Regions from separate parts of the Homo sapiens genome. Here region 2 is linked to region 1. A link is an interaction called in ENCODE POLR2A ChIA-PET data of the cell type or tissue named here. Cell type or tissue: K562. All regions are shown on one strand.

Region 1 (4,000 bases):
TACTACATACGATGCAAAAATGAGTTAGACAAACTTCTCTCCTTCACAGGGAGGAAAGTGGGGCACACACAGACAGTTTTCAGGAATGGCAGATTCTGCCACATGTTCCAAGAGAGGGATGACGAGGGGCTCCCGGGTCAAGACCAGTGAATGGTTAGGGACTCTAGGAGAGGGGCATTTGGGATGGGCCTGGGGGGTGGATCAGAGTTTGGAAGGCAGTTACAGAAGGAAAGGATAGAGGAACCAGCAATGAGAGAACAGTCTGGGGTGTACCAGGGAAGAGGTAGATACGAGAACACTAAGCCCAACCAGACTGTGGACACTAGGGTATGGATCTGAAATTAATTCAGCAGATCATAGGGAGCCATTGAAGGATTTTGGGCAGAGAAGGACAATAATTTTAGCTACCGGCTTTGACTTTTTGCCCCTGGGCCTCTTATGAGAGCCTTCACAAGTAGTAAAATGCACTAGTGTGTACCTCTGAGTGCCAGCCTAGAGCCAGTGGGGAGCCATTAGATGGCAACAGAGACACAGAAACACCAGAGGGAGGAGCCTGGAGCACAGTTGAGGTGCTCACCTGGAGCCCTGATTTGGCATCTTTTTTTTTTTTTTTTTTTTGACAGGGTCTCACTGTCACACAGGCTGGAGTGCAGTGGTGCAATCTCGGTTCACTGCAACCTCCGCTTCCCAGGTTCAAGCAATTCTCCTGCCTCAGCCTCCTGAGTAGCTGGGACTACAGGCAATTGCCACCATGCCTGGCTAATTTTTCTATTTTTAATAGAGATGGGGTTTCACCATGTTGACCAGACTGGTCTTGAACTCCTGACCTCAAGTGACCCATCCGCCTCGGCCTCCCAAACCAAAGTGCTGGGATTACAGGTGTGAGCCACCATGCCTGGCCTTTGGTTTGGCATTTTTTAGGTACAATATGAAAATGGCCAGCTGGGCCATCCCCTTCCCCAATCCCTGTCACCATCTGGCTGGCCTGTGAGACCCTGGAAGTTACCCTGCAGGGAGACAGAGATGCTCATTCCTAGAACATTGCAGGGAAGGGGGTGTTTGCAGCAGGAAGAGGAAATTTTGTTCTCTATACATAGGCCCTTGGCACTCCTCGAACCCTCCTTCCTAAAATGGGCCCCAAGGGTCACTGTCTGTCTGCCACTTTATTTGTCTGTTGGACTTTCAGTTGGTCAACCACAAACAAGTCTTGCTTGGGAGGAGGTTGTTTAAACGGTGCCATGACAAGCAGATTGGGGCTGGGATAGACTCAGTCGCTGCCCCTGCTGCCTGGATAGGGCAGGATGGCAGGTGGGCGGTGGAGCAGCCACAGTGGGTCCTCTCTGGAGTCGGGTCAGCCAGCATCTGGGGGGCTGCTCTGGGAATACGAAGACCAGCTCCACTCACCAGCTGTGAGATCTTGAGCAAGTCACTTAACACCACTGCGCCTCTGTTTCCTCACTTGCAAAAGTGGGTGGGAGGTAATGACAGTACTTACCTGTGGAGTTCTGGTCAAAATTAAATTCATACATTAATATGTGTCATGAGAACGTGGGTGCAGTTGTAGTTATAGGTGACAGAGATAGACGTACCTTTCTTGAGCTGCCTTTATGTCCAGGCCCTATACTAGGCCCTGGGCACATGTGGACCCCATGACCCCACGCTGCCCTCTGGGAGCCACATCCTGGTTGGGGGAGACGCACGTTAACCTTAGCTTCAGTGCCTCAGTGTGATCAGGGCTGGGAATACTGAGTGTGCGCAGGGAGGAGCCCTAACTTTGCCTTGGGGGTCAGGGAGGGCAGAAGGGTGTGAGCTAGGCAGGAGAGGGAGGGGCGCTGTTCAAGCGGAGGGGGCAGAGCCAGGTCCTGGGAGCTACACGTGGTCCAGTCTGGGTCAGAGATGAGGCTAGACATTCAGGGCCGACAATGTGTGTAGGAGGGGAGGGGTTTTCCTTCAAGCACAGATCTACCGCCTCCTCCCAGGCCCAGGGCCCCTGACAGGCCCTGCTGCAGCCCGGCACTGGCCCCGCACCCATCAAGGCCCAAGGTCAGTGCTGCTGCCCTCACCCTGGCAGAGGCAAGGAGCAGCTTTTCATCTAGTTCGGCTTCCTACACTTGAAAAATGAAGCTCTCCCTCTCCTCCTCACCCAGGCATACATATTTCACATGGTCATTAGGCGGTGGCACTGAAGGACTCACAAATCTTCCCTGATCAGCATCCGCAGCCTGGGCAGGCAGTGAGAGGCCCTGGGGACAAGGGTCACTGTGGGAACCATGGCTGTGCCCAGTCCAACGTGGGCAGGGGAGGCCAAGCCTTGCAGGGGTTGGGGGTGTGAAGCCAGCTTCTGCTCTAAGACAGTCCAGTCCTGTCTCCTGGCACTCATCACCTAATTTCCCTGGGCCTCAGCTGCTCCAGGCCCCAGGGTGAAGGGGATGGGATGCAGGCACCTCACATATCCTTCCCGTCCTGACAGTCCAGAGCAATTTTGTGGGGCACCCAGATCTGAAGGGCTCATCCCCAGGGCTCAGATGTGACCTTCTCCAGGGGCAGCACACCCCCCATGACCCAGGCCCCTCCCTTCCTGCACACCCCACTTTCTGCTTCTCAGCTGCTCTCCTCCACCTCCTAGCCTGCTGTCTCTCCTCTACTTCCCTTTTCCTTTTCTTTCTGTCATTTGCTTCACTTCTGTCCTCTTTCTTCTGAGTCCTGCCTTCTTTGTCTTCACCGCTGTCTCTCTGCCCCTTCCCTATTTTCTCTGCACCACCCCCTTCTTATTCATTTTTCAGGCATTTATGAAGCATCTACTGCATGCCAGGCACCGTCTGTGCTGTGCAGTGAGCCCCACAGGTGCCTGCCCTGCCCTCGTCCTTCCCCAAACCCTTTTCCTTTGACAAAGGCAAATGATGGGGGCCAAGGAGGTATGGTTTGGTCACACAGTGACCTGGAACTGAGGCCTCCACACCACAGTGACCCCTCGCCAAGGGGTTCAATGACATGGCAGTCAGATCTTCCCAAGACCAAGCTGCAGTTGTAACAGTCCAACAAGACCATGCATTGATGACCATGATTGTCAGTGGAACCTGGGGGTGGGAAGGACTCTGGGATTCCTCCTGCTCCCCTTCTCCTCCGTCCCTGTAAAATGAGGATGAATCTGGGGTTACTTTGGGCAGTGTGGTCTCCTCTCGCCTGGAATAACCAGGCTCCCTTCCTTCTGAGAACAAGCGCCCCTCTTGGCTCAGAGGCAATCACTGATGGAGGGCAAGGGCATGGCTAGGTGGCACAGGATTCAAACCCAGCACAGTTCTTTCTCTAGCTGTGAAGCCTTGAGTGAACGATGTACTGTCTCGATGCCTCAGTTTCCCCATCTGTAAATTGGAGGTGGTGCTAATAATAGTACCTACCTCACAGGGCTGTTGTGAGGGTGAAGGGGTTGTAGGTAGAAGGCGTGCAGGAGCCAGCAGTCGCTGCTGCCGTTGTGAGGAATGGCACAGGCAGTGGGAGAGGCCCCGTCCAGGAGCCAGTCCTGGGTTGGAGGGTGGTGACATGGCTCAGTGCCTTCCTTTCACTTGTTCAGCATGCACCCCCTGAGAACCTGGGATGAGCTCTGAGCCTGGCTGGGGTGGTGGCGGGGACAGAGGTCTGCACCGTCTATAGGAGCATAAGCTGTGGGGATATTGAAAGGAAATCCAACACAAGAGGCAGCCCTATACAAGCTGGCAGCCCAGAGCCCCCAGAAATGGCATCTTTCTGTATAGCCAAGTTTTCTGGATAACTAAGATCTTAATCCTTTGGGTATAAACTTTTTTTCATTTCATTCATTTGGGATAGAAATATATTTTTCACTTATCTGCCTTCCTGAACTGAATGTACTAAACACAAATTAGCTTTTCCTTGAAAATTCAGGCTTATCATAAAGAACATAGAATTTACTAGATTTAATAGACTCCAGGAACTTTAAAAGGAACCTCAAAAATATTGAGCGCAAAGGGATCAAAATACATTT
Region 2 (4,000 bases), 56 kb before region 1:
TGAGTCCTTATTTTGTGCCGGGGATGGTCCCAAAGTAATATATCTATACTTTCACACTTATTTAATTCTCATAACCCTGTGGGGCAGATGCCATTATTATCTGTATTTTACAAGTGAGGAACCAGAGCACAGAGGGTTTAGGTAAGTTGCCCAAGGTCACACAGCCAGTCAGTGGTCCAGGGAATTAATGACCCCTCCTCTATGGAGCTTTCCTTCTTTGAGCTTTCCCATCTGTAAACAGCCCCTCCCTGCTGTGAACTCAGAGATGCCGATTCTGGTGGGTACCAGAGATCACTTACCAGGCTGCAAAGTGCTTTGGTGTCAGAATTCCTGGCACGCTGACATCTGCATGCCCAACAATGCCCAGCTCAGGGCCTGCTATAGGAAAGCCTACCCCAGAGATTGCTGGGTGGGTGAATGAATGGGAGTGAGTGAGTATGTGAATGAACCAACAAACTGGTTTGTGAAGAAGACAGCAGAGTGGAATTGGGATTTTCCCAGGTGAATTCACATGTGGGAAGGGCATATAGGCAAGGTGGGGGCCCATGCAGGACTGGCCCAGGTGAGGAACATGCCTGCCACTGTGTGCCCAGCGTTGGCCAGGTACCTTAAGGGACAGTCATGAAAGGTCTCCATCTTCAGAGGGCCGGGAAGGGAGATCCAATGAACACCCAATAATCAACTGGGGAACAGTTAGTTACAAAACAGTGGCTACTGCCTGTGGGGACCAGAAAGGGCCAGCTAGAGAAGTCAGGACTGCCTTTCTGGAGGAGGAGAAGAGGCTGGCACTGAGCTGGGCAGAGGATGAGGACAAGAGAGAATGACAGACACTAAAAGATGAGGAGGCAGGAAAGAGCATAGTGATCTGGAGAAACCCAAGGACGCCAGTGTGAGTTTCTGTGGAGAGAAAGCAGAAATTGAAGGTGGCAGAGGGAGAGGGGTGGGTTTACAGAGACATCGGTTTGAGGCAAGTGTGGCTCATAGATAATTTTTGCCAGTACTTTAATACATATCTTAAATTTTAATAAGTACTTAACATAGTACTTTTTTAAAATTATGTCTTTAATTTACATTTTTTGTAAAAGGAAACTTTACATCACGGTCATAAATAAAAAATTAGAATAGAATATACTAGACTAGACTAGACTAGAATAGAATGTCACCATAAAAATAAGCACAAGAGAAACAAAACCAGGTTATTGCATCCTGGCTGGCGTCCACTCCCTTTGGAAGGCTCTGAGCCTGAAGCCTGCTCTCTCTTTGTTAAAAAAGAAATCAAGCGAGTCTAGAGAAGTGTTAAAGCATAGTAGCACCAAACCAAGACTTTCTCCCTGGCTGGGTCACAGAGACCAGAAGGAGATTGGAAAGGCCATGCTGTTCTCCTTCTGGGACCCGTTGCTGTCTGCCGGCTGCTCCATGGACTCCAGGGCTCTTTCTATTACTCTTGAACCAGCATTCATTTCAAGTAACTGATGAGTCTTTAATGCCCAGAGAGGAGCCCTGGCCCCAGCTCCATGCCCCCCTGCCCCCAGCTCCATGCCCCCCTGCCCTGTGCCTGGTCACACCTGAATGCTTCTCTCTCTTGCAGGGAATACCAACAGCATCTTTGCCCTGGACTACATCAGCGGAGTGCTGACCTTGAATGGCCTGCTGGACCGGGAGAACCCCCTGTACAGCCATGGCTTCATCCTGACTGTGAAGGTGAGACCTGGGTGGGCACCTTCACCCCAGGTAGAGGAGATGCCCCTACTCGGATGCCAACCTCCAGCAGTGTCCGAGGGCTCCTGCCCCCGGTGGTGGCGCCGGAAGCACTTCGCTTCCGTGCTCTCACCCTGCACTGCCTCCCGGGGCTGTGCCCAGGGCCCCATCAGGAAGGCACCCACGTTATGAAGTTGTAGGTGTGCTGGGCCTGCCGCATCCATCATCAACAACCACACGGGTTGGAACTTTTATCCCCTCTCAGCGGGAGGCACACAGTAGGTGCTCATCCTGTGGTCCTTCCTTACTGTTGTCCCAGGATTCCAAGTTCTCTGTTGCAGCCACCTGGAATTCTGGAATTTGCCCCATTTCTGGGGTTCTGTCCCACTTCCAAGTGCCATGACTTCCTGTTAAGAAACAGCAATGCAGCAGGGAGCAATGCAACAGCAATGTGCTGGGGTCTCCACCCCAGGATGTGAGGCAGAGCTACAGTCCCGCACCCGCTGCAGCCGCCTGCCACTCACGGTCGGTTTCAATTCAAATCAGTGACTTGCAGAGCCATTCCCTGAGAAACCCGTTTAGGGGTATGGATCCTGTCTGAGCCACGGGGGGTCTTCCCAGCCCAGGCCATCAGCCGTTGATTGAGAGAAACGGGTGGCCCAAAGACTGAGGCCAGGGGCTCTGGGAAGGAGGCCCTTCCAGCGCCATGGGGAGGATGGTGCAGCCCAGCCTGGCCCTTAATTGCTGTCCTTGACCTTGGGAGGCCCTGCTGTTCAGGTGTGGGTTAGCCATGGGAGGGCGTGCTCCCACCACCATCCTTCCCTCCTGTCTGCTCTCCTGCCATGGAAGTGAGGTGGTCAGCTCTACCAGAGAGAGCTGCCCCCTGGTCCCAGCACCCCACTGCGGGACTTGAACTCAGTTTTTCTGTCTTTATATAAAATGTGAGGGTGTGTTCTCACACTTGGCTGTGAACCCGAATCCCCTGGAAAGCTATTGAAAGGTATCTGTTCCTGTGTCTCTCACCCAGAGAGATTCAGATTCAGAAGGCTGACTCAGAACTGGGAATGGGCACTTTTGGGCCCATGGCTCTGGCCCAGAGACTGGACACCCAGGTATCTGAATCAGTCCATCTGTGCTGACCCTCAGAGTCGAGCACAGGGTTCAGCCCATAGCAGATGCTCAGTTAAGTCTTGATTAACCACCAGCACAAACATTCTTGGCCTCAGTTTCACAATCTGCCAAAGAGAATGAAGACTTCCCTCTTGTCCCTCGATGAACCCCCAGATCTGTCTTGTCCTCCCTACCCCATCTCATCCATCTGCTGTCAGTCCTAGGATCCTACTACCTGAGCTTAAAATCTACCCTGGCTGTGAATCCTTATACAAGTTACTTAGTCTCTCTGAACCTCAGTTTCCTTATCACTAAAATGGGGATACTAATGATAAAATCCTCCTCCTGGAGTTGTGGTGAGGATTAGATGGGATCATTCACATTGAGGCACAGTGGCTGGTGCTGAGAAAGTCTTTGGTAAGCAAGAGCTGTTGCTGTGATTAGCTGCCTTCACTCCGGGGTGACTGATCTCTGTCCATAGGGCACGGAGCTGAACGATGACCGCACCCCATCTGACGCTACAGTCACCACGACCTTCAATATCCTGGTTATTGACATCAATGACAATGCCCCGGAGTTCAACAGCTCCGAGTACAGCGTGGCCATCACTGAGCTGGCACAGGTCGGCTTTGCCCTTCCACTCTTCATCCAGGTGGTGGACAAGGATGAGGTGAGTCCCTGGACACATGGCCCATGCAGACCCACCACCCATCCAGACCCACCACCCTGCCTGGGCTGTTCAGGTCCTCAGCTATAAAATAGAAACAAACATTGCGGCACCCCACTCCTGGTAGGTTCTGAGGATAAATAAGGCTGAAAAAAAAATCACTAGTCTCTACTTTTGGATTATCCCCTACACCCTGCAAAAAACATGTAAGCACATGTTTCCATATGTGTGGTTATTATTTAGAAGTTACATACATGATCATCATACTAATCTAGTAGGGATATTGTAAAGCATGTACAAAAATAGCAATTTTAAAAGGTAGAAATAAGGCCAGGTGCAGTGGCTCACATCTGTAATCCCAGCCCTTTGGGAGGCCGGCAGATCAAGAGGTTAGAAGTTTGAGACCAGCCTGTCCAACACTGGAAACCCCGTCTCTACTAAAAATACAAAAATTAGCCGGGCGTGGTGGCGGGCACCTGTAATCCCAGCTACGTGAGAGGCTGAGGCAGGAGAATTGCTTGAAGC

What was found. ChIA-PET counts read pairs that join two places held together with the same protein. Peaks named below come from ENCODE experiments on the same cell type or tissue, not always from the same donor. Only the 100,000 strongest peaks of a DNase experiment are listed, where the experiment ranks them.
Region 2: POLR2A ChIA-PET joins it to region 1 with 5 read pairs; 1 of 35 experiments calls an interaction of 5 or more read pairs at or near these places.

The regions. Positions count from the first base shown.
Region 1 is chr10:71,670,364-71,674,363 of GRCh38, forward strand. All of the region lies in intron 14 of CDH23 (cadherin related 23), which reads left to right. Among named protein-coding and RNA genes, the nearest start is that of C10orf105, 47 kb to the right of the region's middle. In K562, no CTCF peak of the experiment used is centred here; a DNase peak (open chromatin) is centred at 1,848.
Region 2 is chr10:71,613,916-71,617,915 of GRCh38, forward strand. It overlaps CDH23 (cadherin related 23), which reads left to right. Exons shown (of 70, transcript NM_022124.6): 10 at 1,589-1,701; 11 at 3,290-3,478. Among named protein-coding and RNA genes, the nearest start is that of C10orf105, 100 kb to the right of the region's middle. In K562, a CTCF peak has its summit at 2,488; a DNase peak (open chromatin) is centred at 2,490.